Linked DNA regions of Homo sapiens: all the other regions are linked to region 3. A link is an interaction called in ENCODE POLR2A ChIA-PET data of the cell type or tissue named here. Cell type or tissue: GM12878. All regions are shown on one strand. Links, peaks and the distances in the headings refer to the core of each region. The heading gives the core; the rest is flanking DNA. Region 1 overlaps BORCS5 (BLOC-1 related complex subunit 5). Region 2 overlaps BORCS5 (BLOC-1 related complex subunit 5). Region 3 overlaps DUSP16 (dual specificity phosphatase 16).

Region 1 (10,707 bases), core at 149-5,148, 58 kb after region 3:
GATGTATATACAAGAGTATTCATTGCAGCAGTGACTGTAACAGCAAAGGTCAGCAAACACCACAATGTCCCTGAATAGAGGGCCTGTTAATTAAATCAGGGTATATCTATAAATAGTATTACATGAACAAAGAAAAGAATGAGGGCGCTCTCTATGTACTTACATGGAAAAAAACCTCCATAAGATAAAATTTTTAAAAGGTATATAGATGCATAGAGTGTGCTATCATTGCATAAAAATGGGGGTTGGGGTGCAAGTAAACAAGAGTATATGTTCAGATTTACTTATATTTACATAAATAAACTCTGAAATGATATATAAGAATTAGATGGAGGCAAGGGGTAAAGAGGGGGAATTTCATAGTATACTTTTAACAGAACTTTTTTTAACCAAATGAATGCATTTCCCCCTTAAATATTTTTTAAATAAATAAACTCATTTTAACAAAAAGCTGAGGTTTTTCCTCATCTATGAGTAAGAACTTCAGGGCAGTTCTCCCTTCTTCACCCATCCCAAGTGCCCCCTACTCCATAAGTAAAAACCTCATCTTTAATTCTCACCAAAGTTCATATGGCCGAACACATCTTAAAACATTTTATCGGCCAGGCACAGTGGCTCACGCCTGTAATCCCAGCACTTTGGGAGGCCAAGGCAGGCGAATCACGAGGTCAGGAGATCGAGACCACCCTGGCTAACATGGTGAAACCCCGTCTCTACTAAAAATATAAAAAAATTAGCCAGGCGTGGTGGCAGGCGCCTGTAGTCCCAGCTACTCGGGAGGCTGAGGCAGGAGAATGGCGTGAACCCAGGAGGCAGAGCTTGCAGTGAGCCGAGATCTTGCCACTGCACTCCAGCCTGGGTGACAGAGCAAGACTCTGTCTCAAAAAAAAAAAAAAAAATTTTCTCTAAGGTGATTAAAGTGGTATAACAAATGGTGAGCTGGTTGAAGACAGGGACCACGTTTTGCTTATCTTTTTATCTCATGTCTAGTAGAGCACCTAGTACATAAAAGGTTCTTGATTAGGGTACGAGTATGCAGTTCTATTGCTGGAATTCCAAGGAAAGCATAAGTCTAGGAAGATATTAGGAGGAAAAAGGCTTCCCAGGATCTCTGTAGGCTGCATATATGCCTAAGAGCGAGTCCTTGTCTCAGTCTGAATCTGCTCTTCTAAGGTGCATGAGGAAGCTCTCCGGTGCTTCAGAAGACTATTGGGAGCCTGAATCGCAGAATGAAGTGGAGGAAGGCTACAGGGCCAGCCCAAGCTGCCAGGTGGCTGAAGCAGAGGGCCCAGAACCCAACCTTAGCTCACAAAACAAAACTCTCACTTCTACCTCTTGAGAAAAAGGTGGAGGGTGAGGGAAACGAGGGAAGTAGGAGGGGGATTTTGAGAAGGTTGCCAGGTCTAATAGGCACACTAGGATGTTCAAATTAAGTTGCCTAGCCAACTTCAAAATCAAAGGAATTACACTTTAAGTCATTCTTATAAATCACAATTGCAGCCTCCCTCTAACCATCTAAAAACAAAACCCAGGTGCATGACTCTATCCTCAGAATGTGCTTCCTTGACTCATAGGAATCTCCATAAACCCACCGCAAATCCTGCCCCGGGTCATAGCAGGAGCAAGACAGGACAGAGAAAATAAGAAGATGGGCCACATTTTCCATTCCTGAAGCAACAAAGTTGTGGCAACCCAGGCAAATTCTAGAGGCATTGAACACAATGTTTTCCCATCACCCTCTTGTGCCAGGAAACCATCTCCCTCTCGTATTGATAGCTACGCCTCTCCTGGATCTTCTGAAAAGAGGGAGAAGGACAGAAAGCTGGGCAAATTTAGAGACGGTAAATTTTGTCATTTTTAGGAGACCACAAACTTCCAGTCCTCTGAAGTGTTTCATTCTGAATGAGCATTAAGATTTTTTAAATTTTTGGAATGCTTTCAATGAGTTGTGCACTTGCCTGTTTGCTCAGTCCCCACCATCTCCCTCCTGTCCAATGCCCGGCAGCTCCACTCACCCACATTACCTGCCTGGCCTCTGCGGGCTTCTGGATTTATACTCCTATTTTAATTATTTCCTACCAACTCCAATACCATTAATAGAGAATGAACCTTGAAATTATTTTTTGTATAGTTTTATAAATGTTTTTTACACTTAGGATTTTTCTGCTTTACCCTTTATTATGAAAATTTTTAAATGTAGAAAAGTAGGGGAAAAATGTATACCCAAATACCCACCACCTAGATTCAACAACTAATATTTTGTCATATCTACTTCATCTCACTATATAATTTTTTTTCTTTTGCTGAGCCGTTAAAAACACCATAACATCATGACACTTCACTCCTAATACTCCATAAAGAAGAACGTTGATCCACATACTTATGGTTAGTTTTCCATGTTAAAGAGAAGAAGTTTCTAAATTACATGTTCCTTACAGTTAAGCAACAGGGCCATTGCCTTCAGTTTTCTACTTCTTCTTTAGTTTAATACGGGGATGCACCCAAAGATGTTTACTGAGTTAAAAACCTGATCTAACAGATTCCATATATTAAGGGTTAGGTTTGCAAATGGTAAATACTGGAGATATTTCCTAAGACCCTGTTTAAACCACTTTGCTTATACAAAAATGAGGAGTAGGCTCCAGGGAGTGAGTGAAGACCAAGACTGAATATTCCAGAGATCCAGCAAACTACCATCTGTACCTACCTCTTTGTGTAAAATGTTGAGTGGAAAAATCATCAGGGTTAGAAGTGTGGGAAATATTCTGCAGAGTGATCTTTTTCATTCTGAGATGTCAGGTGGGGGGAAACCCACAGTTTCTCTATAGCACAGTGCAGAGCCATATGGCTATTAGCTTAGCCTATTACCAAACCGAATTCCTTAACTCTGAGAGGCTTAGATACTTCTAGGACTAGAAATCAGTATTACAAATATTGGGACACATAACGAGCTCCATTTACTGCTACAGAATCCAGGAAGTAGAAATTAAATATAACTTTGACAAAAGTTACTGTGAAGGTATAATTAAACAACAGATTCTGAAAAAAGAAAATTCCCCCGTATGGACTGAATGTTTGTGTTTCCCCAAATTTCCTATGTTGAAATCCTAATCCCCAGTGTAATGGTATTAGGAGGTGGGGACCTTAGTGGGTGAGTAGATCATGAGTATAGAGGCTTCATGAATGGGACTAGTGTCACTAGAAGAAGAGATGTGAGAGCCTCCCCTCACTCTTTCTGTTCCCAGCCATGTGAGGCCACAGCAAGAAGATAGCCATCTGCAAACCAGGGAGCAGGTCCTCGGCAGAGGCAAATCTGCCGGCACCTTGACCTTGGATTTCCCAGCCACCAGAACTATCAGAGATAAATGCTTGCTGTTTAAGCCACCCGGTTTATGGTATTCTGTTATAGGAGCCCAAATTGACTATGATACCCCCAAAAACAATAAGAAATTTTCGAGTCTATTGGTCATAGTATATTTCAAAGATAAAAGCACTTAAGCTATATGTATCCTTTACTTAAACTCTAGTTCTCAAAGGCACTCCCTTCTCTTCTTAAAGAAAGGGAAAGTCTGGCCGGGCGCGGTGGCTCACGCCTGTAATCCCAGCACTTTGGGAGGCCGAGGCGGGCCCATCACAAGGTCAGGATATCGAGACCATCCTGGCTAACACGGTGAAACCCCATCTCTAGTAAAAATACAAAAAATTAGCTGGGCGTGGTGGCGGGTGCCTGTAGTCCCAGCTACTTGGGAGGCTGAGGCAGAAGAAAGGCGTGAACCTGGAAGGTGGAGCTTGCAGTGAGCCGAGATTGTGCCACCAAACTCCAGCCTGGACGAGAGTGCGAGACTCCCACCTCAAAAAAAAAAAAAAAAAAAAAAAAAGAAAAGAAAGAGAAAGTCTAAAACCATCTTCCCAACTTGGAGAGAATTTTGTGATGTGCGTTAGTGATTGATTCCTTCGGGATACTTAGAAAAAGTGTGCTTTCTAAGGCTGATTCCTTCAGAACATTTATCCCCACCCTGTGACCTCAGAGGAGTGCTAACCTCGAGGGGGCAACGGCAGTCATCATTGCTCTGGTTAAACCATGTGGCAGAAGAAACTGCAAGTGCAGAACAAGCCCCATGTAAGATGCCACCCACCACAATGTTTGGTGAGGATACAAACATTTCTCCCAGGACCTCCGAAACCCACCAGAGGGCAAGACAGAGGAACTTTTTAATGGAGGCAGCATGGAAAAAGCTGAATTCAGCTCCCTTATTTATTAGCTGTGTGAATCTGGACAATTTATCTTACATCTTTGAGCCTCAATTTTCTCATATGTAAAAGCAAGATAATAATCATGTCCCTTCTAGGGTTTGCCTAGCACACAATAGGATTTTGATAAAACTCTGTTCCCTTTATTCTTGCATTTCTTAAGTCTCAGAGAAGTAAAGGGTTCAAGGGAATTTGTGGTAAGCAATGAAAAGCACTTCATCCTTCTGTGTTAGGCACCCATTTGGCCATGGCCAGTGGCCCTAATTTATGGTACCAAAGAAACAAGAACAGAGGATGTCACACCCAAAAGTAGACACAGTATTTCCAAAGGTCATCAGTATCCACAAACGACACACCTCAGTGTCTTCGAGGAATCCTGTTCACTGCTATAAAATTAGCATTTCACAATCTCTACCTTTTCCTCTTGAATAATTAAGTAAAATGGAATAGGCTGTAGTTACCAACTACTTGGTATGCAGAGGTGAGAGGACTGCTTAAGCCTAGAAGTTCAAAGCCAGCCTCGGCAATATAGCACGATTCTCTGTCTCCTATTAAGTAAATGTTCAACTGCTCATCTGCCCTAAACAATTTCCAGGTTCGCAGGCTTGCTCTCTGTTTGAACTTACCAGACTAGGGAAGGGAGACCACATGGTATAATGAAAAAGTTTGGAGTCAGGTAGACCCGGAATTGGAATCCAAGGATTGCCATTTAAAACCTGTGTGATGTTGAGGGAGTCTAAATTTAACTTCCCTTAATTCAAATCCTTCATCTGTAAGTGTGACATATTAAAGGAGTATTATGGGAACTATATAAAGTTATGCCTACCACAGCACCTAGCAAAGAGGAGGCACACAATTCGTGTTAATTTCCTCACTGTCTCAAAGTCCCCAGTCACCAACTGTAGTAGTCAATTAAGCAGGCTTTCAAAAGCTGGCTGTATGACTGGCCTATCCTACCACTATAAGTGTTTACCAGGCACACACTACTATGTACTAGCACTGTAGGAAATAGCAAAGAAATGATCTCATTCCTCAAGCAGATTACCAGAAGAAGCAGGAGTTATTTATAAGGAAGGCAAATATGAAAAGGAGCTAAATTTAAAAAGATAAAACAACAAACCACACAATTGGGCAAAGGATTTAAATAGGCATTTCTCCAAAGGAGATATACAAACAGCCAATAAGCATATGAAGGATGCTCGACATCACTAATCATGAGGGAAATACAAAACACAATGAGATACCACTTAATCATTAGGATGGCTATTATCCAAACAATGGAAAATAACAAGTGTTGGCAAGGATGTTCTCCATATCCTTGGAACCCTTGTGCATTGCTGGTGACAATGTAAAATGGTGCACCTGCTGGGGAAAACAGTATGGGGGTTCCTAAAAAAAGTAACTAAAAAGGGAATTTGGGGAAGACTGTGGTAGGAAGCACCAGGAATTTATCTTCCCAACTAAATAATTGCACTGGTGCACTCTGTCTGATGTAACTATTTTGTAGCTCTAGAGTCTATTGAAGGCTTGCAACATCCAGAGGAAGGCCTGGATGATGAATTATAATTACTTTCAGTCTATTTCAGCTGTCATCATAATAGCACCAGCCATCTCAAAGCTCCCATCCCCACTGCAGGCAGCTACGCACTTATTCCTGGAGTGGCTTGCACACAGTTTGTGGGAGACAGCAGGGGAGAAAAGGACCCTGTCCTCTAAATATGAATCTATGCTCTGATCAATGTTGGCTGCTTCTGATCACAAAGGTGCAGACAGAGACACAGACGGTAATCACTGTTGTTGCACCTCCACCACACTGCTGCAAGGTCTTCCCACTCACGCTGAAGTGACTTTCAGAGGATTAAAGGGGGCAGCATTTTTTTCACCCTCCTTCACTTTTTTCTTTTTCCCTCTCTGGGACCCGGACATTAAAGACCAGGATATTCAAAAGCAACCACATATATAGGGGAAATTAGAAAGTTGCTATGCATGCCCAGGGAAGAGCACAGGCTCAGAAAAGATCTGAGGAGACCTAACATGTATACCTCTGGCTGATTCTTGGCACAGACACATCCTGTAACAATCAAAATACCAAAAATAAACCCAAAAAACAGTAAACCCAGAGAAGGGGGAGAATCTGTTTCCACAGTTACCATATTACTGGATTTAAATGTCCAATTTTCAAAAAAAAAAAAATCACCAGTCATACAAAGAAACAGAAAAGTATGGCTCATTCAAAGGAAAAATATAAACCAACAGATACTGTCCCTGAAAAAAGACAATGGCAAATCCACTAGACAAAGACTTTAAAACAACTGTCTTAAAGATGCTCAAAGAGCTAAAGGAGACATGGAGAAAGCCAAGAAAACAATGTATAAACAAATGGAAAATATCAATAAAGAGACAGAAAACCTAAAAAGAAATGAAAAATAAGTTCTGGAACTGAAATAACTGATACGAAAAATTCAATGCAGGGATTCAAAGGCAGATTTGAGCAGGCAGAAGAAAGAATGAGTGAATAATGAGTACAATGAATACTATCTAGTCTGAGGAACAGAAAGAAAAAAGATTAAGGAAAAGTGAACTGATCTAAGGGATTGATGAGACACCATCAAGTGGATAACCGTATGCATTGTGGGAGTCCCAAAAGGAAAACAGAAAGAGAAAGGGAGAGAAAACATCTGAAGAAACAATGGCCAAAAACATCCCAAATTTGATGAAAGAGATGAATACAAACATCCAAGAAGCTCAACAAACTCAAAACAGGATTCAGAGACCCACACCAGGACACATTATAATCAACCTTTAGAAAGGGCCAGGCACACTGGCTCACGCCTGTAATCCCAGCACTTTGGGAGGCCAAGGTGGGCAGATCACTTGAGGTCAGGAGTTTGACACCAGCCTGGGCAACATGGCAAAACCCCATCTCTACAAAAAAATATAAAAATTAGCCAGGCGTGGTGGCAGATGCCTGTAGTCCCAGCTACTTGGGAGGCTAAGGCAGGAGGATCATCTGAGCCTGGGATGCAGAGGTTGCAGTGAGCTGAGATTGCACTACTGCACTCTAGCCTGGGTGACAGACTGAGACTCTGTCTCAAAAAACAAACAAAAAGACAACGAGAAATTTGAAAGCAGCAAAAGAAAAACACCTTATCACATAAAAGGGAACCTTAATAAGATTATCAACAGATTTCTCATCAGAAACCTAGGGGGCCATAAGGTGGTAAACTGCTAAAAGAAAAAAAAACAAAAAACAAAAAACCTGTCAACCAAGAATTTTATATCCAGTAAAACTATCCTTCAAAAATGAGGGAGAAATTAAGCGTATCAGTCAGGAAAAAAAAAAAAAAAAAAAAAAAAAAAAGCTGAGGGAGTTTCTTAATACTAGACCTGCCCTGCAAGAAATGCTAAAGGGGGTCCTGCAGGTTGAAATGAAAGCACACTAGAGAGTTGAGTGAAGAAATAAAGATCTCAGTAAAGGTAAATATATGGCAAATTATAAAAGCCCATGTACTGTTCATGCCTGTAATCCCAGCACTTTGGGATGCCAAGGAGGGTGGATCACGAGGTCAGGAGATTGAGACCATCCTGGCTAACACGGTGGGACCCCGTCTCTACTAAAAATACAAAAAAATTAGCCAGGCGTGGTGGCGGGCGCCTTTAGTCCCAGCTACTTGGGAGGCTGAGGCAGGAGAATGGCGTGAAGCCGGGAGGCGGAGCTTGCAGTGAGTCGAGATCACGCCACTGCACTCCAGCCTAGGTGACAGAGTGAGACTCCATCTCAAAAAATAAAAAAATAAATAAAAAATAAAAAAAAAAAAGCCCATGTATTTACAGGGGTTTTTGTAACCATGGTTCGTAACTCTTTTGTAACCATGGTTTGTAGCTCCACTTTTGGCTTTCTGCGTTAAGAGACTGATACATTAAAAAAAATTAGTCTAAAAGCTAATGTTATTGTAACTTTAGTTTATAACTCCATATTTTGTTTTTTTACATAATTTGAGAGATTACTGCATTAAAAAAGTATTAGTTTATATTTTGGACACACCCTGTATAAAGATATTATCTTGTGACATTAACAACTGAAAGGGATGGAAACTAAGCTGGAAAGGAGCAGAGTTTTTCTATGTTATGAAAGTTAAGCTGTCACTGCTCTGCCTCTGGAGGTCATTCCTTATTCTTTTACTTTTTTTTTTTCTTTTGAGATGAAGACTCACTCTGTTACCCAGGCTGGAGTGCAGTGCCACGATCTCGGCTCACTGCAACCTCTGCCTCCTGGGTTCAAACGATTCTTCCAAGTAGCTGAGACTACAGGCATGTGCCACCACGCCTGGCTAATTTTTGAATTTTTAGTAGAGATGGGGTTTCACCATGTTGGTCAGGCTGGTCTTGAACGCCTGACCTCAGGTGATCTGCCTGCCTGGGCCTTCCAAAGTGCTGGAGTTACATGCGTGAGCCACCGCATCCGGCCTCCTTCACTTTCTTAATAAACTTGTTTTCACTTAAAAAAAAAAATAAAAGAAAAGAAAGCTAAGCTGGTATAAATTCAAATTATTGTGTTACCACGTTAGGATCTTAAATATAATCCTCATGATAAGTGCAAAGAAAACAGCATAAGCACTAAATGCCCACAAGAGAAAGCAGGAAAGATCTAAAATCGACACCCTAATATCACAATTAAAAGAAGCAAGAACAAACAAATTCAAAAGCTAGCAGAAGGCAAGAAATAACTAAGATCAGAGCAGAACTGAAAGAGACAGAGACATAAAAACCCTTAAAAAAAATCAATGAGTCCAGGAGCTGGTTTTTTGAAAAGATCAACAAAATTGATAAACCACTAGCAAGACTAACAAAGAAGAAAAGAGAGAAGAATCAAATAGACACAATAACAAATGATAAAGGGAATATCATCACCGATCCCACAGAAATACAAACTATCATCAGAGAACACTATAAACACTTCTACACAAATAAACTAGAAAATCTAGAAGAAATGGATAAATTCCTGGACACATACCCCCTCCCAAGACTAAACCAGGAAGAAGATGAATCTCTTAATACACCAATAATAGGCTCTGAAATTGAGGCAATAATTAATAGCCTACCAACCAAAAAAAGTCCAGAACCAGAAGGATTCACAGCCAAATTCTACCAGAGGTACAAAGAGGAGCTGGTACCATTCCTTCTGAAACTATTCCAATCAATAGAAAAAGAGGGAATCCTCCCTAACTCATTTTATGAGGCCAGCAGCATCCTGATACCAAAGCCTGGCAGAGACATAACAAAAAGAAGAGAATTTTAGACCAATATCCCTGATGAACATCGATGCGAAAATCCTCAATAAAATACTGGCAAACCGAATCCAGGAGCACATCAAAAAGCTTACCTACCACGATCAAGTCGGCTTCATCCCTGGGATGCAAGGCTGGTTCAACATACACAAATCAATAAACGTAATCCATCACATAAACAGAACCGACCACAAAAAACACATGATTATCTCAATAGATGCAGAAAAGGCCTTCAACAAAATTCAACAGCGCTTCATGCTAAAAACTCTCAATAAACTGGGTATTGATGGAACGTATCTCAAAATAATAAGAGCTATTAATGACAAACCCACAGCCAGTATCATACCGAATGGGCAAAAACTGGAAGCATTCCCTTTGAAAATCGGCACAAGACAAGAATGCTCCCTCTCACCACTCCTATTCAACACAGTGTTGGAAGTTCTGGCCAGGGCAATCAGGCAAGAAAAAGAAATAAAGGATATTCAATTAGGAAATGAGGAAGTCAAATTGTCCCTGTTTGCAGATGACATGATTGTATATTTAGAAAACTCCATCATCTCAGCCCCAAATCTCCTTAAGCTGATAAGCAACTTCAGCAAAGTCTCAGGATACAAAATCAGTGTGCAAAAATCACAATCATTCCTATACACCAATAACAGACAAACAGCCAAATTATGAGTGAACTCCCATTCACAATTGCTTCAAAGAGAATAAAATACCTAGGGATCCAACTTACAAGGGATGTGAAGTACCTCTTCAAGGAGAGCTATAAACCACTGCTCGATGAAATAACGAGATAAAAGAGGACACAAACAAATGGAAGAATATTCCATGCTCACGGATACAAAGAATCAATATCATGAAAATGGCCATACTGCCCAAAGTAATTTATAGATTCAATGCCATCCCCATTAAGCTACCAATGACTTTCTTCACAGAATTGGAAAAAACTACTTGAAAGTTCATATGGAACCAAAAAAGAGCCCGCATTGCCAAGACAATCCTAAGCAAAAAGAACAAAGCTGGAGGCATCATACTACCTGACTTCAACTATACTACAAGGCTACAGTAACCAAAACAGCATGGTACTGGTACCAAAACAGAGATATAGACCAATGGAACAGAACAGAGCCCTCAGAAATAACACCACACATCTACAACCATCTGA
Region 2 (10,707 bases), core at 5,266-10,265, 52 kb after region 3:
CCATATACACTCGAAGATCCTTGGTTTCTTTATTTGCACAATGAAAGGGCTAAATTAGAGAAACCTTAGGGCCTCTTCATAATCCTGTGTAATCATATGGCTTTCCAAGGATTGCAAGTTTTTCTTACCAGTTCATCTGAACCCCCTCCATGCTTCATACTGGTTTATGTCAATACACTATGCTTATCAACACATCTAAGAATTAAAACAGGAGTTACTAGAATCATATCATGAATGTACTCTCAAGGCCTTCAAGCAAGCACACAGGAACTGTAACAAAATAAAGCTTGTGGCTTTATCTTAGTTACAAAGGCGTTCTAATCTATGACACATTTACCCACTGACAGCAACTAGAATGAGGCAGAAATAAGACCCAGGGCAGTGACAAGAGAAGCTCCAAAAGTCTGTGCTGCAACTTGTTCTAATCTATGAACACATTTACCCACTGACAGCAACTAGAATGAGGCAGAAGTAAGACCCAGGGAAGTGACAAGAGAAGCTCCAAAAGTCTGTGCTGCATCTTCCTGGGGCTGCGTATTTGCCACCAGCCTCATCCCTCGCCCCCAGGGAAACCACACCTGGGGAGGAAGCACACTCCTTTCTGGTTGGCTTTTCAGTTACCCCACATTTCAATGATAGATGTAACCTAAAACTAAGTGTCTGTCAACTTGAATCCTTAACTAGAAATGAGGCAATATACAGGAAATCCCCCAAATCAGAGGCAGCCATGTATCCACAGCCTAGAAGCCAAGGACTAATGGTTTGCCACCATCCAGCTTCACATTTCTCAAGACCCATGTTCCCCAGGCACGAGTATGCTATCCACAAAGCAGAATAAACAGTTAAATTCACTACAGAAATTCCAAAAACTACATATTCATGGCATGAAAGAAATCCTGCAGGGTTTGAAGGAAACCACAGTGGGCTTAAAAAAAAAAAAATTTTTTTTTTGCCTTGCCTCTATTTAGTGCTTATACTTGGGTTGTTAAGAGCAGAACTTAAAATGGGGCAATATTTAGACAGCTGCTGGTATCAAGTAATTTCAAATGGGCCAATTCATGGCAATTAGGATAGGCCTTTCTCCTTAGTCATCATTTATATTTAAAGCAATAACAAAGAGCTAACACTACAGTGTCTACTACATGGCAGGCGTGGTCCCTAGAACTGTACCAAGAATAACTCATTGAACCCTCACGAAAACCTGAGGTGGATGTCATTCTGTTCTCACTGAACAGAAAAGGAAACTGAGGCTCAGAAGAATTAAGGGACTTGCCTGAGGTCACACAGGTAGTCAGAGATGGAGCCAGGATTGAACCTTGGCAGTGTGGCTCTGGAGTTTACGCTCAGAACCATTCTGCCAAATTGTCTGCAAATACAAAGAGCAAATACAAGTTGCCCTGCCTCAGCTGAGCCCTCAATGCCTAATGGCACTCATTACTGTACCCAGTCACCATGACCACTCAACAAATGACCTCCCTCTTCTCCACAGAGGATACAAGCTGCTGGGTGTGACCGATCTGTGCCAGGGACCCTCCTGTCATAAACTTGCCTGCGTCCTCCCTGTTCTCTCAGAACAGATGTCCCACAAGGCTCCAACTCTTGCCTCCTCAGGGATCTTGCTCTAAGAATCCCCCTTTCTCCTTCATCTTTGATCTTGTCTCATCTGCCTCTTCCCCCTCATCCTGTAAACATGTTCAAGTGCACCACCTGCATAACAAAAAATCCCCTTTGATCTTCATCCACTTTTAACTTAATTTTGGCCACTACCTCACTGTGTGACCTGGGCGAAGTGCTTACTTTCTGTAAAAGCCTTTAATTTCTGCATCTGAATAATGAGAGCACTGGACCAGAGGGTCTCTAAGGTCCTTCCAATTCCAACATTCTGTGGTTCTTAATGCAGAGATTTCTCTGAGCAAGCTCACTGAAACTCAGGCCAGTTTCTTCAGTGTCCCTGAAGCCCCAAAGTTAATTTTCTTCTAAGACTGTCAAGCTGTTCCCCTGCAGCAATGCCCCCCTCTTCCTCTCATTTCCCAAATCCTGGTTTTTTTTTTTTTTTCAAAGACCTAGCTTAAACCCCGTCTGCTCCAGGATATCCCAATCTTTAACTCTTACAGAACTTTAGTTATAAATAACAAATGAGCATTCCCCTTCAACAGTGCCTTTTTCATATTTCTGTTCTGTATATCTTCATTCCCTCAGCGAGGCTAAACTCTCAAAGAGCAAGGACCATGTTACATGTCTCTGGAACCCCCAAAGGACCTCCCCACTAGGTGGGTCTGCAATAGCTGCTCAACAGTGCTGGCTGAGGGGTCAGCCTATCGCCATTAAAGAAACTAGTAGTTAAGGTATGTCACTAGACTCCCTGATTGCAAAGTAAATTACCTCCGTTCTTCTCCCTCACATACACAAATCTATAAACATAAGCTTTTCATTCAAGAGCATCATCCAAATTTAACATAAGGAAAGCTGAGCTAACTCTCTGATTTTCCTTTATCTGAATCAGAAATAGTTATAGCCATGTTTCCCTTTGATCCAGACTTAAGTGATCACAGGTACTGTAATCTTAGGGACCTCTAGTTGATCCCGGTTATATACTTCCACTAACACATATTCTCCATGGTTATTAAGTTCCCTCACTTGTCAACACATAGCATTATGTTACTTCCTCATCTTTCCAACCAAATTTCCAGGAAACATCTGGAATAATATCAGAGAGTTGGTGTTTGATCAAAATGACATCCTCTGCTTTACTCATTTGGAAGTGACTAATTTCAACCCTTAGGTCTGAGGTGAACATAGACGGACGGATATGATTCAGGAGTTTGCTAACACTCACCAACAGAGATAAGACGGACACATTACGCCACCAATGAAAGCCCCAAAACTGCACTCACCTCCTCTGCCCGAGCACGCTGCTGAGGTATTGCTCAGTACTGTGAGTGCTGGTCTCTGTTTTGCAATAATCCTGGGTAATTACTGACTATTCAAAGTGAATCCCAAAGTTCTTCAAACAGAATTTTAAACTGTTTATTTTATTTTTTGAGACAGGGTCTTGCTCTGTAGCCCAGACTGGAGTGGAGATCTCGGCTCACCGCAACCTCTGCCTCCTGAGCTCAAACCATCTTCTCACCTCCCAAGTAGCTGGGACTACAGGCACGCACCACCATGCCTGTTTGTTTTTTTTCTTGGTCTTTTTTGTAGAGATGGGGTTTCACCATGTTGCCCAGGCTGGTCTTGAACTCCTGGGCTCAAACAATCCACCTGCCTTGGCCTCCGAAAGTGCTGGGATTACAGGCATGAGCCATGTCGCCCGCCAAAGTCAGTTTATTTTTAAATGAATGCTCCAAAACACTGGTTCTCCCCTGGTTACATACTAGAATCACCTAGAGCACCTTCATAAATACCAATACCCAACATCCCACCGCCCTAACCCTATCACCCTTCAAAGATTTTGATCTAATCGGTTCGGAGTGAGACCCAGACATCAGAATTTTCTTAACAGCACCTCAGCTATGCTGAATGAATTAAGGTATCATTGTTAAATATTTTAGGTATAACAGCATTATAACTACATCTTTCAAAACGACTCAGTCATTCATTCGTGGAATTACTGGTAAAATTCAAAATAAGGCCTCCATTTAATTGCTAGTATTGTACCAAGCTAATTTCCTGGTTTTGATCATTGTACGAAGGTTATGTAAAGTGTTAACTTTAGGGGAAGCTGCATGGGGCAGGGTATATAGGTACTCTCAAATTATTTCTGTGACTTTCCTCCAAGTCTAAAATTAATTCAAATTTAAAAGTTATTTTTTAAAAGAATCCTTCACTTTTAAAGATATATACTTAAATATTTATGAATGAAATAATGTCTGGGGATTTACTATAAAATATACAGTTGAGGGTGGCAGGGAGTGGGGATATGGATAAAACAGGAGTATTTGCAAGCTGATGATTGTAGTGGCTGGTAATGAGTACATTAAGGTTCACTGTGTTACTCCGCCTTCTTTTACCCTGTCTTCTTCAGTATATGTGTAAAATTTCCCATCATATATATTGGAGGAAAAAACTTCCGAGTAATTTTAACATGTAACCAGGGCTGACAAACACTGCTCTGAAGTCTTGAAAATGTGCTATAATGAGAAGCTCTGTCTGGTACTTCCAGCTACAAAACACTTTCCCCAGCTCTCTGATATAGAGCTAGTCAGTTAATCTCTCCGTACCACACTTTACTAAACTGCAAAACAACAGATATGGATTAGAGGTTTTTGTTGTTGTTTTTCGTTTTTTTTTTTTTTTTTTTTGAGATGAAATCTGGCTCTGTCGCCCTGGTTGGAGTGCAGTGACATGATCTGGGCTCACTGTAACCTCCACCTCCCAGGTTCAAGCGATTCTTGTGCCTCAGCCTCCCGAGGAGCTGGGACTACAGGCATGCACCATCACACCTGGCTAATTTTTGTATTTTTAGTAGAGATGGAGTTTCACCATGTTGGCCAGGCTGGTCTTGAACTTAAAGGACTTTTTAAAAAGAATAAGCATCAAAAAGCCAATTTATTATAATTCTAAGATCTCCTCTCTGAGAGTTAATGTCATAGTTAATTAACTTCTAGCACAACTGTAAAAAATGGTAGAGTCTGGCTAGGGGCAGTGGCTCACACCTGTAATCCCAGTGCTTTGGGAGGCAGAGGCGGGAGGATCGCTTGAGCTGAGGAGTTTGAAAACATCCTAGGCAACATAGCCAGGCGTGATGGCATACACCTGTAGTCCTAAGCTACTCAGGAAGCTGAGGTTGGAGAATCGCTTCTGCCCAGCAGTTAGAGGTTGCAACGAGCTATGAATGTTATCACTAAACTCCAGCCTCGGTGACAGCATAAGACTCTGTTTCTAAAAAAATTAAAAAGGTAAAGTCTTATGTCTACAATAGCATTTCCCAAAGAATGTTCTAAAATCACTACTTTATGGGACATTAATAAATGTTACCTAAGATAAGTGTTCTGAGGTCAACTAAGTTTCAAAAGTCTGGCTTTCTTTATTGTGAGACTCCTAAGAACTTTAAGTGAGATAATACGCTTTGTGACTTTCCAAGGGGTGGTGAGGGAATATGCAAATCGTTTGACCTCTTTATATGGGACTAGTTTTGTAGAACTTATTTTAGAAATAGTGCTTAAGACCACTGGTTCCCAAATCCTGGGTAATAGAGGGTGGCATTGTATCATTTGGTAAACTTATGTATTAGTCTGTTCTCACATTGCTAATAAAGACATATCCAAGACTGGGTAATTTATAAAGGAAAGAGGTTTAGTTGACTCACAGTTCCACATGGCTGGGGAGGCATCACAATCACAGCTAAAAGTGAATGAGGAGCAAAGTCACATCTTACATGGCGGCAGGCAAGAGAGCTTGTGTAGGGGAACTCCCCTTTACAAAACTATCAGGTCTCATGAGACTTATTCACTATCATGCGAACAGCATGGGAAAGACCTGCCCCCATGACTCAATTACCTCCCACTGGGTCCCTCCCATGACATGTGGGAATTATGGAAGCTACAATTCAAGAGGAGATTTGGGTAGGGACACAGCCAAACCATAACATCTTATTAAAATAATGATTCACAGACCACACCTAGACTTACTGGGAGGAGGGGAGAACTCAGTATTAAAACAAACAAAAAACTCACATGATGCCAATGAATAGTCATGTTTGGAAAGTAAAGCTTGGTAGACCATAATATAGTAAAATAAGTTTATAATATTTGCAAAGCCACATCAATGAAAAGCAATATCAAAGGTCATGTTTAATAGTTTTCCAAATAATAGTATTTAACCCATGAGAGAAGAGTATATGCATGCAACATTTTATGAAAGCTAAGCACTAAAATGTTGGAGGTGTTGGCAAATTTAAATCTGTCAATATAACTAATGACTGCTTTGTAATCTCAAGGATACACTACCTCCATTGCTAAATACAAATTGTTAATCTGCAGTGATTCTTGCTCCATCACTTGTTTCTCCATGTCCATCTTCTCTCACCAGAGTTAAAGGGCCACTTTGTTAAACAAATCTGGGAGTGCCATTCACAGAAGTGGTTTCTCCAGTAAACAGCTCCTAACATTTCCTTGATATTACAGTACATCAAGGTATCAGGAATATAAAGTTTTTCTTGACTGGAAACTTTGGAAAATGTACTTACTTATTCCTTTATGCCCCTAGAACTGTGCTGTGCAGCAGCTGGTCAATGATACATTTAAGTGCTTAAAGGAAGTACCTATTTACTGAGATTGATAATTACACAACATTTGCATCATGTGCTTCAGTTTACTAAGTACTTTCACATGAATTACATTGCTTCTTTCCTTTAAAAACTTTGCGGGTTAAATAGGCGTAATTGTTTCCATAAAACCATTAAGAATCACTGGAGCTTTTCGTATCAAAGCTCCTGCTTTGAAAGAAATTTTAATCTACTGGGAAACAAAATATAAATTATACACAGGAAACAATTAAAGTCAATTCAAAGACAGAATGGTGGCTAGAGCAAATTAGTATGGCAGGACTTTACATGCACTAATAATAGCTAACACTTACTAAGCAATCTGTCACTCAACCCTTGGGGTAAGTTACTACTATTAGCCCCATTTTTCACATGAGGAAACTGAGACAGAGAAGTTAAGCAACTTGGCCAAGCAAATCAGTGGTGATCAGAATTCAAACTCTAAATTAGCCCAGCTCTGTGGACCACTTTTTTCATCATCACATTTTACTGCTGGGAAAAAGCAATCTCCTCAAAGCAATAGTGACAAATGTCAAGTCTTAAGATGGCATCCAGAGTTGCAGAGAATCACAACAACCAGTCAGCAATGTTATTTTCCCGCAGCACATTACCTCTTTGATTCGTTTAACCAAAGCATTCTGGTCAAAAGCAACGGCCTCTGCACACTGATGCAGGTGATCTTGATATCGGAGGCAGAGCTGCAACACCTGCTGAGAGTCCAGTTTCTCCAATTTGGCATTTGTTGGGGAAGTCTGGCCACTCAATAGCCCTTCAAAGGAGAAAAAAATGAAATGAAATTAAAATTACTGCTAATAAACTTGTGAATAAAGTAGTTTAACAAGTTCACTGAAGACAGGGTAAGACTTCAATTTAATCTTGCATCTTTTGTTATATGTTAATGACAATCGTTGCAATTATTATTTATGGGGCATCTGTTATGTGCCAAGCACTTTTGCTAAGTGCTTCTTGTGCACGATTTTTCGTATTCACAGCTGCCCTGGAAAGTGAGGTATTATTAGCTCCATTTACACAGGAGGAAGCCAAGACACAGAGAAGTTAAGTAACTTTCCAAACGTCACATAGCTAGTAAGTGGTTTCTCCAAGAACAGAGCTCCTGACCTTATCACATCACTTCAAGGTACTAGGAATATAAATCCCTTATTAATTGAAAATGTGGGAATATAATTTTTAAAAATAATTAAAATGGTTGTCTGAAAAACTGAGAAAAAGAAATCAAATGTATACAGAAACTGCTAGGAGATGCTAAAATGGAGACATTTAACAAGTAAACAGACTGTCAGCTAACAGGCCAGAAACTCATTCTTTACATTTTCTTTCAACACCAGCTTAGCCAGGTAACCATTAATCTCCCCTGTATTTGCATAGGGGATTATATTTTTATAGGTATGTAGCAGGGCAATTAATAGCATTTGCAGGAGAAGAAATCAATTGAAGAGGCCAAATGATGCCCACATTCACAAAGCAAAGCCCAGTCTAGAAATTAAGCCTATTGCTTTCTGCCAAATCAACAGTTCTCAATTATCAGAACCTCTACACTCTCAAAAATTACCAAGGACCCCAAAGAGCTTTTATGTGAGTTTTATCTTTTGATATTCACCTATAAAAATTAAAACTGAGAACATTCTTAAATATTAAATCATTTAAATATAATGATAACCCCTTTATACATTAACAAAAATAACATTTTAAGGAAAATATTCTTCCAAACCAAAAAAGTGAAATGATGCCACTGGTTTATTTTTATTAATGTCTTTTTAATGTCTGCCTTAATAGAAAACAGCTGGAATATCATAGCTGCTTCTGCATTTAATCTGTTGCTATTTCACATCATTTAGCCTCTGGAAAACTCCACTGGACACTTCTGTAAGAGAATGAGCATGTTTTGCAAATAATGTCTAAGTATTATTACAAACATAGTTTTGACCTCAGAGATTCCCTAGCAGGGTCTTGGGGATCCCAGTGATCGCCCTACCACATGCCAGACCATTCTGTCTCACAGCAGAGCCAATGCTACAGCACAAGGAACACAGAATACATATGACAGTAGGTCACGTGCAGGGCACAGCAAAGCTTTTTTTTTTTTTTTTTTTTTTTGAGACAGAGTCTTGCTCTGTTGCCCATCTGGAGTGCAGTGGCGTGATCTTAGCTCACTGCAACCTCGACCTCCTGGACCCAAGCAATCTTCCTACCTCAGCCTCCAGAGTAGCTGAGGCCACAGGCACTTGTTACCACAGCCAGCTAGTTTTTGTATTTTTAGTAGAGACAGGGTTTTGCTGCCCAGGTTGGTCTCGAACTTCTGGGCTCAAGCGATCCTCCCGCCTCAGTGTAAGCCACCTCACCTGGCCAAAGCTCATCTTGGGAACCCTTCCTCACCGACCCCAACCACCAATGTCCACCCCTCACTGTCCCCAACCACCAACATCCACACCACACTGTTCTGATATATTAGAGCTGAAGCCAGTATTCTCTCCCTCCAGACAGGCTGTATGAAGGGCTACCCAGCTAGGTTGTCCCAGAGAATCCTGGGAAATGCTGGTCGATGCTCTCAGATCTTCTGAGACAGAGCAGCATACAGGGCTGGAACCCGAGGCACTGCTAGGCTCCTCCACATTCCACTGCTCAGCTGCTGCACTACAAGTCCTAACACAGGAGAGCACCAGTTACTTGACCTGAACCTGCTTCCAGGCAGTATGTTTTGGTGAATCCAGTATTAGCAGAAATTGGGAATTTTTTAATTGAAATTTTTATTGAGATCCTATGTATAGGATCCCGTGTCCCCTTTACCCAATTTCCCTCAATGGAAACATCTTGTAAAACTATGGTACAATATCACAACCAGGATATTGACATAGATATAATCTGACCTTATTCAGATCCTACCCATCCCTCCCTTTTTTGGTTTAGAGATGGTATCTCCCTCTGTTGCTGAGGCTGGCCTCAAACTCCTAAGCTCAAGAGATCCTCCCACCTTGGCTTCCCAAGTAGCTGGGACTACAGGAGTATGCCGCTGCACCCGGGCAGATTTCCTTTTTTTTTTTTTTTTTTTTTTTTTTGAGACACAGTCTCGCTCTGTCTTCCAGGCTGGAGCACAGTGGAATGATCTCCTCAGCTCACTGAAACCTTGTTCAAGCAATTGAACAAGGCCCCTGAGTAGCTGGGATTACAGGCATGTGCCACCATTCCTGCCTAATTTTTGCATTTTTTAGTAGAGACAGGGTTTCACCATGTTGGCCAGGCTGATCTCAAACTCTTGACCTAAGGTGATCCAGCTGCCTCAGCCTTCCAAAGTGCTGGGATTACAGGCATGAGCCACTGTGCCCAGCCCAGATTTCCTCATTTTATTTGCACTGATTTGTGTCTGTATTTAGTTTTTTTTCCTATACACAAGTTCATGTATTCATCACCATGGTCAGATGCTGAAAAGTTCCATCACCACAAAGAGTTCTTGTGCTGCTTTTGTAACTATACCTACCCCACTCTTTCTCTCATCCCCCTTTCCATCTTTAAAACACTGGCAACCATTAATCCATTCAACATTTCTAAAATTTTGTCCTTTCAAAAGTGTTATATAAATGAAATAATACATGATGTAAGCTTTTAGGATTGAATCTTTTTAGTTGCCCAACATAAAACTTTAGAGATGTGTCTATGTTGTTGATATATCAATGGTTAATTCTTTTTTTATTTCTGAGTAGTATTCCATGGTATATATGTATCAGAGTTTGTTAAACCATTCACCCATTGGAGGACATTTGGACTGTTTCCAGTTTGGGGCTATTACAAACAAGTCTGCTGTGAGCAGTCATGTACAGGTTTTTGTGTAAACATAAGTTTTCATTTCTCTGGGATAAATGCCCAAGAATGCAATTGCTGGGTCATATGGTAATTGCATGTTTAGTTTTATAAGAAACTGTCAGTTTCCCAGAGTGCCTGTACCAAGAAAATGGGAATGCTACAGACCACTAAAATCTCCTAACAAAACTATCAAGGGCTACCCTATCACTGACAAGAAATACATTTCCAGGAACGCAAACTTGGGAGAAGATACCAAAAGCATTTTGCTGTCAATCCGAAATTGAAAGAGGAAAAGAGGAAGGAGGCACCATGGAAAAAGGAATGAACGATTTTGTGCCATTAACAGTGGACCAGGATAATGCAAAAGCCATAAAGGAAACACTGATAAATTCAACAATACAAAAACCAAGACTCCTCATGACAACAAACACAAGTTAAAATTTAAAATACAAAAAGAATACCCAAAATCTGAGGAAAATAAAAAACCTGCAGAGACCCCAGGAAGCCTTTTTCCTCCTATTGTGATAACTCATATCACATAGGGTAAACTTCCTAATATATAAAGAGTGCCTAGAAATTGCAAATAAGGCTGGGCACAGTGGCTCATGCCTATAATTCCAGCACTT
Region 3 (10,707 bases), core at 2,705-7,704:
GTGTATTTGCAGACTTAGCACAAAGTTGAGCTAAATATTTAACAGCATATGGTGACTGCTCTCTAGAAGCTTAAAGATTATGATGTTTAATTATAGGGCAGAGTAAATATTCAGTTGTGTATGTTTTATACAGCATGCTGAAACTAAACTGAATGAATTATATAAATATCTTTTTATAATTTAGTAAGAAGTCATTGATACGTATCTATAAATAAAAGCAATCCTTATTCCACAAAAGAATCAGACTCATTCTTCATAATTATAGTTCCATCTCAGTTTCACCATTACAAACAATAAGATGAGTCAGGTATGGTGGCACACGCCTGTAATCCCAGCTACTCGGGAGGCTGAGACGGGAGGATCACTCGAATCCAGGAGTTTGAGGTTAGCCTGGACAACATGGTGGGACCCTGTGTCTTAAAAACACCAACAAAAATTAAGATCCCCTCCCAGCCATTTGTATTGAAGTTTGTAAAAAAAAAAAAAAATTAAAAAAATCAAGAGAGCAAACTAACAACAGTTACATGAAACTTTAGAAACTTTCTTAACTGACTCCAGAGATTTCACGACATCTTTTCCCCACATCTTTGGAAGGTGAATGCCTGCTGCATGAGTGGGCTCTTTGCTGTAGCACGTCTGCCTCCACCATTTGAATAGTATACTTACCAAGAATCAGTTGTGTTTGTTCTCGAACTTTAGGCCACTGGACTTGTTATTATAATTATGTATGTTAATTAAAATAGGACATACACCAATGAAATGTGAAGGAAGAGGGATGCTTTTCTGTGACCTAAGTCAGGTGTTTTGGAAAGATTCAGGAAAGACAGATTGCCATATATATGTTTGTCAAATTAGGTGGGAATAAGGGAGCTGTAAAGTATTTGGGGGACAGTTTTAATCTAGAAGGCTTTGGCACTGATAGTGTTTTACAAGTTCCTGCTCTTCTTTAAAAAATGAAAAGTAGAAGTGGTAGATGCACTTAGGTGTGATTTGCTTACGAACTCCAGTCAGCTAACCTAGAAAACAAGAAGCTGTGGTCCTGCATCAGAAATCAGTGTATTCATGCATGTTTATTTGTTTTAAGTTAAAATGATGTTTCGAGTATGTATATATCATTTTTAATGATTTCCCCCTTAACTGACTTTTTCCACTGACTACCAATCCAGATAAGAAGGCACTTATTTATGATATTTAATTTAGTAGCCAAATTATATTAAGTATTTAAGGGTTTTTTTTTGTTTTTGGTTTGTTTGTTTTTACAAATTGTACTTGTTTTATTTATCAAGTCCCATCTTACTATTCCAAAAAAATTTTCAGGTAGCATCTGGATAGTAGATTTAATCAATAGACCTTTTAAGCTAAAAATTTTATAAATAAAGCCATTGAAATTATTTAATTTTTTCTCAGTCCATTTTGCGTTTAAAATATTTTACTAGCTGCATACAGTAGCTCATGCCTATAATCCAAGCACTTTGGGAGGCCAAGGTAGGAGGATCGCTTGAGGCCATAAGTTTGAGAGCAGCCTGGACAATACAGCGAGACCCTGTCTCTACAAAAAAAATGTTTAAAAATTTGAGGGGAGCAGTGGCACATGCCTGTAGTTCCAGCTACTCAGGAGTCTGAGGCAGGTGGATCACTTGACCCCAGGAGGTCAATAATTGAACCCACATCAAAGGGTGGTTGTGAGAATTAAATGAGACAGTCCATTTAAATGCTTAATACAGTACCTGGCACATTGTAGGCATTCATTAAATGTTAGATATGATTTTCTTAATCAGTACCGTGTGTCATTGTCTAATTAAAAGGTCTCTAACAAAGGTGCTCAATAAATATTTTTTGACTTAATATAGGTTGTCATTTCTTTAAAATGTAGGCTATTAAGTTTACTTGTCAGAAGTGTACATCGTATTTTTTCTATGGAAAATCAATTTTGACAGTCCTTATTGACTTGCAACATGTTTTCTCTTAGAATTTCCTGTTGTCTTTTGATTGTGTACAGTGTGTAACACTATTAGAGTCACCTCATTTCTCAGAAACTTCTGTAATTTCTTCATTATTGAATTGAGTGGATAGGGATATTACTAATTCCTTTACTTTTAATTTAACATATCTGTAGTACCATTGGTGGAAAGGAGAAAAATGTAGTACCGTTGGTGGAAAGGACTATTGGTGAGAAAGTCCTCAAAGGCTGATTTAACTCCAGTGACCCACTTCTGTTCTTACATGAGTGATCCTGAATCAGTTTCTGCACCCTGTTGTTGATCAGATAGTACTAGATAAACTCACCTTGGGTTCACACATAGAAAAACAAATGTAACCTTTGCTACATGTACAAAAGTTTAAAGGTTGTAGTAAATACCATTAAGATCTACGTAGCCTGATTGTTAACCTAACAGAAGCATGAGACCATCAGAAGACTTGGGCTCTGGCATAGCTGAAGGGTGTTGGCCAATCTAAGAAATCCACCTAGTTCCAAAAGCTGTTTATTGACATTGTCATCTCAGAGATAAGAGATGGTTGCATACACAATCTGGATTTATGCTGTCCACTTTTTTGTTTGTGTGTTTGTTTGAGATGGAGTTTTGCTCTTGTTGCCCAGGCTGGAGTGCAATGGCGCGATCTCAGCTCACCACAACCTCTGCCTCCTGAGTTCAAGCGATTCTTCTGCCTCAACTTTCCCGAGTAGCTGGGATTACAGACATGTGCCACCACACCTGGATAATTTTGTAGTTTTAGTAGAGTTGGGGTTTCTCCATGTTGGTCAGGCTGGTTTCAAACTCCCGACCTCAGGTGATCCTCCTGCCTCGGCCATCCCAAAGTGCTGGGATTACAGGCATGAGTCACTGCGCCCGGCTGCTGTTCACCTTTTATGTAAAATAAAGTATATTTATTGTGCCAAATGTAGTAAATGAAGAGATTAGGGAACTGGCATGTTTCAGAAGGGTAATATAGGAAGAAAATTGCCCATTTTCTTTCAGGTAGTTGGAAAAGATTTGTAGAAAAGGTAGTATTCCAAGAGAAGGAAGAAATGACCAAGATTGCTTAGACTAAGATAATTATTCCAGGCTTGGAACGTCTCCTGAGAGGCAGCAGGGGGATGACTAAATGAAGCGGGTTTGTGTGGGCTTGCCTGCTAAATGGTGGATGGATGTCAGTTGAACAGATTGTTTTGAGTGCAATTCTATAGCTGGGCTGAAGGTGCAAAAACAAGACGCGGTCCAAGATCTTACTCATTACTTCATTACATAACAGGGGAGATGAGAATTATCTGTTAATGGTAACACACTATGGTAGGTGCTTAATTAATGGTGTGAACAAAGTACTTTGGAAGGACAGAGAACTGAATGGTTAATTATGCATGAGTGGGAAAGAGTTCACAGATGAGGTTAAAGTAGGAAAAGTGGGAAGAGTGTCTTCTGGAAGAAGGACAGGGCCTTCTAAGCACAGGAATCGTGTGAACAGAGGGTGGGTATACATTTGACGTTGGGGGTGCTATATGGGACAGGAGCAGGAAATGAGACTCAAGGAAATGAAAAGAATGTGGATAAAGCACCCAGCTTGGGGTTAATCATAACAAAGATTCCTCTAGTTGTTCAGAACATGGTTTGGAGAGAAAACCACTGCAAACTTCAAGAGCTCCTGGTGGCTTTTTTGGTTATCTTGGCTACTGAGCAGTGAATGGGTATAGAGAGGAGAGAGGATCAATGGAAGAGGTTATTCCAAAAGGATTTGGCAGCCATTTGGATGAGGGTCATGGGGAAGAGAAAGGAGCCCCATTTTATTCTCGAGCTTAGTTGGCTGGGTCGATGTTATTACCCTAAACCAATTTGGGGATTACAGAGAGGAGGCAGGAGTTGGGGGCAGAAAAGGGAAAAAGAGAATATGTTTAGTTTCTGACATTTTGAATGTGAAGGGCCTGTGGAACATCCTGATAGTCAGTAGGTAGTTGGAGATACGGGTTGGAAATTTAAGAGGACACACACACACACGCCATCAGCATGTAGAACTGGTAATTAAGACTACAGAAGTAAGTGCAGCCTTCAAAGAGAGTATTTAGAGTGAGAAGAATGACTAGAATTGTATCTTAGAGAACCAGCGTGTTCCGTGTGGGAAGAAAATGTTGTGTGTCCATATATTCTAAAATCATATAAACTGTTGTTTTCTTTTGTATTCTTTGTTCCACTTCTCTCTCTAGTAATGAAGATAATAGAGACTTGACTATATGAATGATGTGTGGGCTTCAAGCATACTATTTTAAATAGCGTTTGTTGTCCTTAAATTTTTTTTTTTCTTTAAACTTGTCTCTAGATGTCATTTTGCTAGGTTTTTGGACTTCACTGATCTGAATGAATTATATTTCAAGGAAACTGGGCATTTTTATCATCACATTAAACTTCACTCTTTCAGAATGATCATGTTTACTATATTATTAGTCACTTTAACTGCTACTCTTTCTCTCCATAGGAGCTGATGCAGCAGAATGGGATTGGTTATGTGTTAAATGCCAGCAATACCTGTCCAAAGCCTGACTTTATCCCCGAGTCTCATTTCCTGCGTGTGCCTGTGAATGACAGCTTTTGTGAGAAAATTTTGCCGTGGTTGGACAAATCAGTAGATTTCATTGGTAAGTAGCTCAAATAATATTGCAGGTCCTGTGGGTGATCGTCTCATGTGTAGGTGAACCCCCTCAGCCCCCCATTTTTTCTTTAGAGAAAAGGAGCCTATTTCAGAGATTTCAAAAGTCTGAAAACAGCACGTGGTGCAGCTTACTCATCTGGTGGTCAAGGTGACGTGTGTGTCACACTGTCCCTAAGGACTGGCCTTGTGACATTCTAGCTAACATTTAACACCACCAAGGTTAAGCTTCACAGGATCTGTAATTATGTATTTGCAGGTGTTTGAAAATCAGTTAAGCTTTTAGGGTTAAATTCTTCCCCCAACTTTTTCAAATCCTATACAAGCCTTTGGGAAACTTTGGTAATATTCCCTGTTGCCTTGTTGCTGTGTTTTTTACAGAGAAAAGTCAAATCTTTTGAAAACAAATCCCATTACATTTAAGTCTTTATGTCAGTGTTTCTGAGCCGGGGTCCACATGCCAATAATTTCAGGTAGTGTTTGATCTAACAGAATTTTCACACACACACACACACACACACACACACACACACACTCTCATTTGGTTATTTTCCTGGCAATGGTCTTGACGGGATCTCATCTGTGCCATACTTTGTTGTGCTTCCTGGGCTTGTTCAATTCTGGAGCTTCTCTGGCCCCTGGGTACTTACTGCTGAGGCATTTTGGTGCCACAGGATCAGATCTGCTGGGTGGTAACTTGGTGATGTGTATTTGGAATGTGGCTTTAGTGGACAGTGGCTGAGCAGAGGAGAAACACTGCTAGCTCCTGAGCAACATACCACAGTGACTCTTGATGTTCCATGTAAGGAATTTTTTTTCCCCCAGTTACATAAGTTGGAGCACCCTAATCCATAATTACTCTGAATTGGTTACCATTACCATAATTAAAAATAAAAGAACTAGTTCTTTCAAAAAAGTGGAATTGGCCAGGCGCGGTGGGTCACGCCTGTAATCCCAGCACTTTGGGAGGCCTAGGCGGGTGGATCATGAGGTCAGGAGATTGAGACCATCCTGGCTAACACAGTGAAAACCCATCTCTACTAAAAATACAAAAAATTAGCTGGGCGAGGTGACAGGAACCTGTAGTCCCAGCTGCTCGGGAGGCTGAGGCAGGAGAATGGCATGAACCCGGGAGGCAGAGCTTGCAGTGAGCCAAGATTGCACCATTGCACTCCAGCCTAGGCAGCAGAGTGAGACTCTGTCTCCAAAAAAAAAAAAAAAAAAAAAAAAGTGGAATTGGCCAGGCACAGGGGCTTATGCCTTAATCCCAGCACTTTAACAAGCCGAGGCAAGCAATCACTTGAACCCAGGAGTTCGAGACCAGCTTGGGCAACATAGCAAAACCTTGTCTCTACCAGTGCACCTGTGGTCCCGCCTACTCGGGAGGCTGAGGTGGGAGGATTGCTTGAGCCAGGAGGCGGAGGTTGCAGTGAGCTGAGATTGTGCCACTGAACTCCAGCCTGGGCAGTAGAGCCAGACCCTGTCTCAAAAACAAAAAGTGGAATTATGTATATTAAGCCCCATATTATAATTTTCACCTGTGAGGGGAATATTCTATTTAATGCTTTTGGAACTTTAAGTAATTCCAAAACACTTGCCTTTTTTTCAAGATTTCCAGGTTGCTGAGGGTTTCATCTTCAATTAGGATTCATTCTGTGAAACATCTGAAGATAAATGACTTAGTTCATATTAAAGTAATCACAAACAAATGGCCAGGTAGCTCACGCCTGTAATCCCAGCACTTTGGGAGGCCGAGGCTGGCAGATCACCTGAGGTCAGGAGTTCGAGACCAGCCTGGCCAACATATAGTGAAACCCCACCTCTACTAAAAATACAAAAATTAGCTGGGCGTAGTGGCACATGCCTGTAGTCCCAGCTACTTGGGAAGCTGAGGCAGGAGAATTGCTTGAATCCAGGAGGCGGAGGTTGCAGTGAGCCAAGATCGCGCCACTGCACTCCAGCCTGGGTAACAGAGTGAAACTCTATCTCAAAAAAAAAAAAAAAAATCACAAACAAACCCCCACAAGTTAACACACACCCTCCCATTGTACTTCTAAAAAACATTCAGCAAATCATTGTTTTTGTCTCTTTAAAAAATAACAATTGGCTGGGCATGGTGGCTTACGCCTGTAATCCCAGCACTTTGGGAGGCCGAGATGGGGGGATCACCTGAGGTTGCTGGAGTTTGCGATAGCCTGGCCAACACGTCTCTACTAAAAATATAAAAATTAGTCGGGCATGGTGGCGGGCACCTGTAATCCCAGCTACTTGGGAGGCTGAGGCAGGAGAATCTCTTGAACCTGGGATGTGGAGGTTGCAGTGAGCCGAGACCACGCCATTGCACTCCAGCCTTGGCAACAGAGTGAGACTTTGTCTCAAAAAAAATAAAAATAAAAAAAATAAATTACGGTTAATGTTCCCATTGCACGTCACTTCCAGAGACATTGGCTCTAATTTCAGCTAAAAATCAGATATCAAAATCTACCTAGAAGAGAACATGATTTTCTTAAGTCATGACAATGTGTGGGCTTTAGGAGACAAAGTTTAGTAGAAAAGAGAAGAGAATAGAGAATATGAATAACTTTGCTCCCAACTTATTTTTTCCTTTCATGGAAGATATTGGGGTCATCCTGCCACTTTCATTCATACAAAAGAACTTTAACTACTTTGCAACTTGGTTAAACACATACACACAAAATACATATTATAATTTATTTGTAATATCTGCAAATACTTATCAGTATTTCATTTGCTTGGTTCTATTAGAGCCATCATCCTTATCCCACCCAAGTAATTCAAGGCAAAATCTCCAGGCCACTTTTTGAATTCAGCCCATATTCACTACAATTGCTAAGTCTTCTCCTCTGTGGGGTTTTTTGTTGTTGTTCTTGCTTTTTATTTACTCAAGCAGAAGAAAGACACAAGAATGATAACCCACATACATACAGAGTAGTAGAATGGCAAGAGCTAATTATTCTCAAACACAAATTCTTAAAGATAAATGTAAAATTTTTTTTTAATTTTTAAATTTTTTTATTTTTATTTATTATTATACTTTAAGTTTTAGGGATCTGTGGGGTTTTAAGCCATGGTTAGTGATAGCATGTCATTTGAAGATGTACCCCCTTAATGACTTACAGGCTCATAGTGATTTTTTCTTTTTTGTTGTTGTTATTTAGATTAGATTTGGGTAAGTCTCCGGGTTGGTTGGAAGGACTCAGGTTTATGTGGAGTTTTGTCTTTTAGTTAATGTGCCAGTAACAGAGTTTGCCCGTTTGTGCTATGGGATACTCATGAGGTGCCCCCAAACCCAGCTGGCTACATATACAGCCTCTTGCTTCCTCTTCACTGTCTCCTGGGCTCTTCCTCCAGCTCTCCTCATGCCAAACTCGTGACTGCATGGACACAACATAGGGAGGTGATTAGGACCATGTATTTTGGAGGCAAACTGTCTGTATTTGAGTCCTGCCTACCCTGGTTATTAGTGAAGTGGTTTGAGTAAGTTACTTCAAACTTCTGTGCACTTCAGTTTCTTGATCTGGAAACTGAAGGTAATATACCTACCTTACAGGGATATTGTGAGGATTAAAATAGATAATGTAAAATGAAAAAAAAAGAAAAAAAGTAAACCAAAAAGATAAAATAAAAATAAGTAAAATAGATAATGTCCATTGAACACCTTGTAAAGTACCTGACTCATAATTGGCTGTTAATAAGTATTTTAAAAATTGTTATCTGAAGTTCCTCCTTTTTTCTGTCCTTTGAGCTGGACTCTGTAACACCTCTTAGTATTACTTCCTTCTTTTTAGCTTTTGTAACTTCTCATCCTCACTGCATCTTTGCCCTTTTCATTTGCAGTTCTCTCTCCCCTTTCTTAACCTAGATTTTAGCCTTAATTGCGGTAATGGCCACCTGCTTGTTTCCAGTTTTCATCATCATTGCCTTCTCGTTCTTTATTCAGAAACCTGAAGAGGCTTCTTAGTTTTCTGCGTTAAAAAGGTAGCCTTGGCCAGGTGCAGCGTGTGTAATCAATCACAGCACTTTGGGAAGCGGAGGCGGGAGGATTGCTTGAGGCCAGGAGTTTGACACCAGCCTAGTCAACATAGCAAGATCCTGTCTCTACAAAAAATTTTCAAAAATTAGCCAGGCATGGTGGTGTGCACCTGTAGTCCTAGCTGGGAGGCTGAGGCAGGAGGATCGCTTGAGCCTAGGAGCTCACAGTTACAGTGAGCTATGTTTGCACTATGGCACTCCAGCCTGGATGAACAGAGTGAGACCCTGTCTGAAAAAACAAATGTAGCCCTTAGCCTAACATTCCCACCACCCTCAAACACCTGCTTCCCACCTTTGAAACCTTCTCAAACCTTCTCTCTGGTTTCTTCTCCAAGGCAGGCTGTTTTCGAATGAGCACTTTGCTCAGTCCCACTGCAGGGCTTTCTCGCACACATTTCCCTTCTCCTCTCTGCCAGTTGTGTGTGTTAAATTAATTCCTTTGCTTGAAGACACAGTTTAGGGCTCATGTCTCCCAAGATGCATGCTGGTGAACCTCAACTCCAGTATAGTCACTTGTTTTTTTCATTTTTAAAAGACGTCATCAAAAGAGTTGTGGTTATAAAAACAGTTGTAAGCACATTGCAGAAAATTTGAAAAACAGAGAAAAGGAAACCTATAACCTCAACATCGTAACGCATGTTACTGTCATTGTTTTATTTCCTTCCAGCCTTCTTCTTTTTTTATTAAAATCTCTTTTGAAAATATGTATCAGCCAGTATCAGCTGGATGCCTACCATGTGCCTAGCGTTAAGTCTTTTGGGGGATTGTTAGAAGCAAGCAAGATCCTTCTAGGTCCTTATAATCTAGGTTTTGAGATAGATAATTATTAAAATTAATGAGAGAGTATTGTCAACATTAAAAAACAAAAACCCAGACTCCTTCCAGTAAGGATTTGAAGCAGTTTTCAATAATAGGTTAGAACCAAAAGATACACATATTCTCACACATACACATTATAATGGTATAAAGGAGCAATAATCAAGTAATAGGGGCTAGGAAATGTACAGTAACTGACAAAAAGTCTGAATTGCTACTTCTTATTGAAATTGAGTAGAAACCTTAGCTTTGAGCTTCTTAGCAGTAGGGCAGAAAGGGAAGGAAACACTGAGAGTAACGTGGGGTAAATGATAGCTGAGAAGGAAGGGGATGCTGGAGGCACAGGAAGGCATGAGACTGTGTACACGAGTTTATATGTTCTTACTTGTATAGCATGCAATTCTTTGTTTGAGTGTTGCTTGGTATTCATTTGTTAGTGTTTTATTGTGTTTGGTTTCCTGATCTAGAAGGGAAGCTGCTTGCTGCTTAATTATTCATATGCTACCCAAAACCTGTATGTTGCTTTATATATGATGAATAATTATGTTATATATAATAATCATTACACTAGAAACTTATATTTATAGCATAGGCAGTGAGATTGAATAGCTTTGTATTATTCAGCTGCCAAAGTAAGATTCTTTGCGCATCTGTTAATCGCAAGAATTTTAACACAAGGTTCAGTAGACTTTTGGTAGTATCTACCAAGAATGAAAAGGGGAGAATTCAGCTTCATGACTGAGCACACATGTAATTATTTAGAATTGAGGCAGTCATGGAACTGGCCAGAATGTTAGTAGCTTCCAGGCTGTGTGGAATAACCTCGTCCCCTGCCACATGTACATATTGTTAAGCCCCTCAGCAGTGAGAGATGGCAGCACTGCTTGGATTTCCTTGGTTCTTTGGTTCTAACAAAGTGTCCGTGAGTCCTTCCATCATGTTGTGGGGAATTGAGATAATGCCATAAGACAATAACTCCTGGTATCAAGGAAGGGATAAAAGTTCTCTTGGATCTCATTAAAGTGACCTGCTAAACCTGATTCATAGCCTATACAAGGTTTTCTTCTAAAACTCAGTAAATAAAGTTGAGCCATTTTATGACATACAGAAAAGTTGCTTAAAATAGGGAGGCCAGGGGCAGTGGCTCACTCCTGTAATCCCAGCACTTTGGGAGGCTGAGGTGGACGGATCACTTGAGGCCAG

Evidence for each region. ChIA-PET counts read pairs that join two places held together with the same protein. Peaks named below come from ENCODE experiments on the same cell type or tissue, not always from the same donor. Only the 100,000 strongest peaks of a DNase experiment are listed, where the experiment ranks them.
Region 1: POLR2A ChIA-PET joins it to region 3 with 5 read pairs; 8 of 35 experiments call an interaction of 5 or more read pairs at or near these places.
Region 2: POLR2A ChIA-PET joins it to region 3 with 5 read pairs; 11 of 35 experiments call an interaction of 5 or more read pairs at or near these places.

Annotation. Positions count from the first base shown.
Region 1 is chr12:12,420,344-12,431,050 of GRCh38, reverse strand. All of the region lies in intron 2 of BORCS5 (BLOC-1 related complex subunit 5), which reads right to left. Among named protein-coding and RNA genes, the nearest start is that of BORCS5, 69 kb to the right of the region's middle. In GM12878, for the core only: no CTCF peak of the experiment used is centred there; a DNase peak (open chromatin) is centred at 2,869; H3K27ac peaks cover 690 bases.
Region 2 is chr12:12,431,955-12,442,661 of GRCh38, reverse strand. It overlaps BORCS5 (BLOC-1 related complex subunit 5), which reads right to left. Exons shown (of 4, transcript NM_058169.6): 3 at 6,877-7,034. Among named protein-coding and RNA genes, the nearest start is that of BORCS5, 80 kb to the right of the region's middle. RefSeq lists enhancers at 2,713-3,007, 2,287-3,486 and a silencer at 9,953-10,247. In GM12878, for the core only: no CTCF peak of the experiment used is centred there; no DNase peak of the experiment used is centred there.
Region 3 is chr12:12,480,945-12,491,651 of GRCh38, reverse strand. DUSP16 (dual specificity phosphatase 16) reads left to right here. Exons shown (of 7, transcript NM_030640.3): 5 at 4,465-4,624. Among named protein-coding and RNA genes, the nearest start is that of DUSP16, 77 kb to the left of the region's middle. In GM12878, for the core only: no CTCF peak of the experiment used is centred there; a DNase peak (open chromatin) is centred at 4,791; H3K27ac peaks cover 1,161 bases.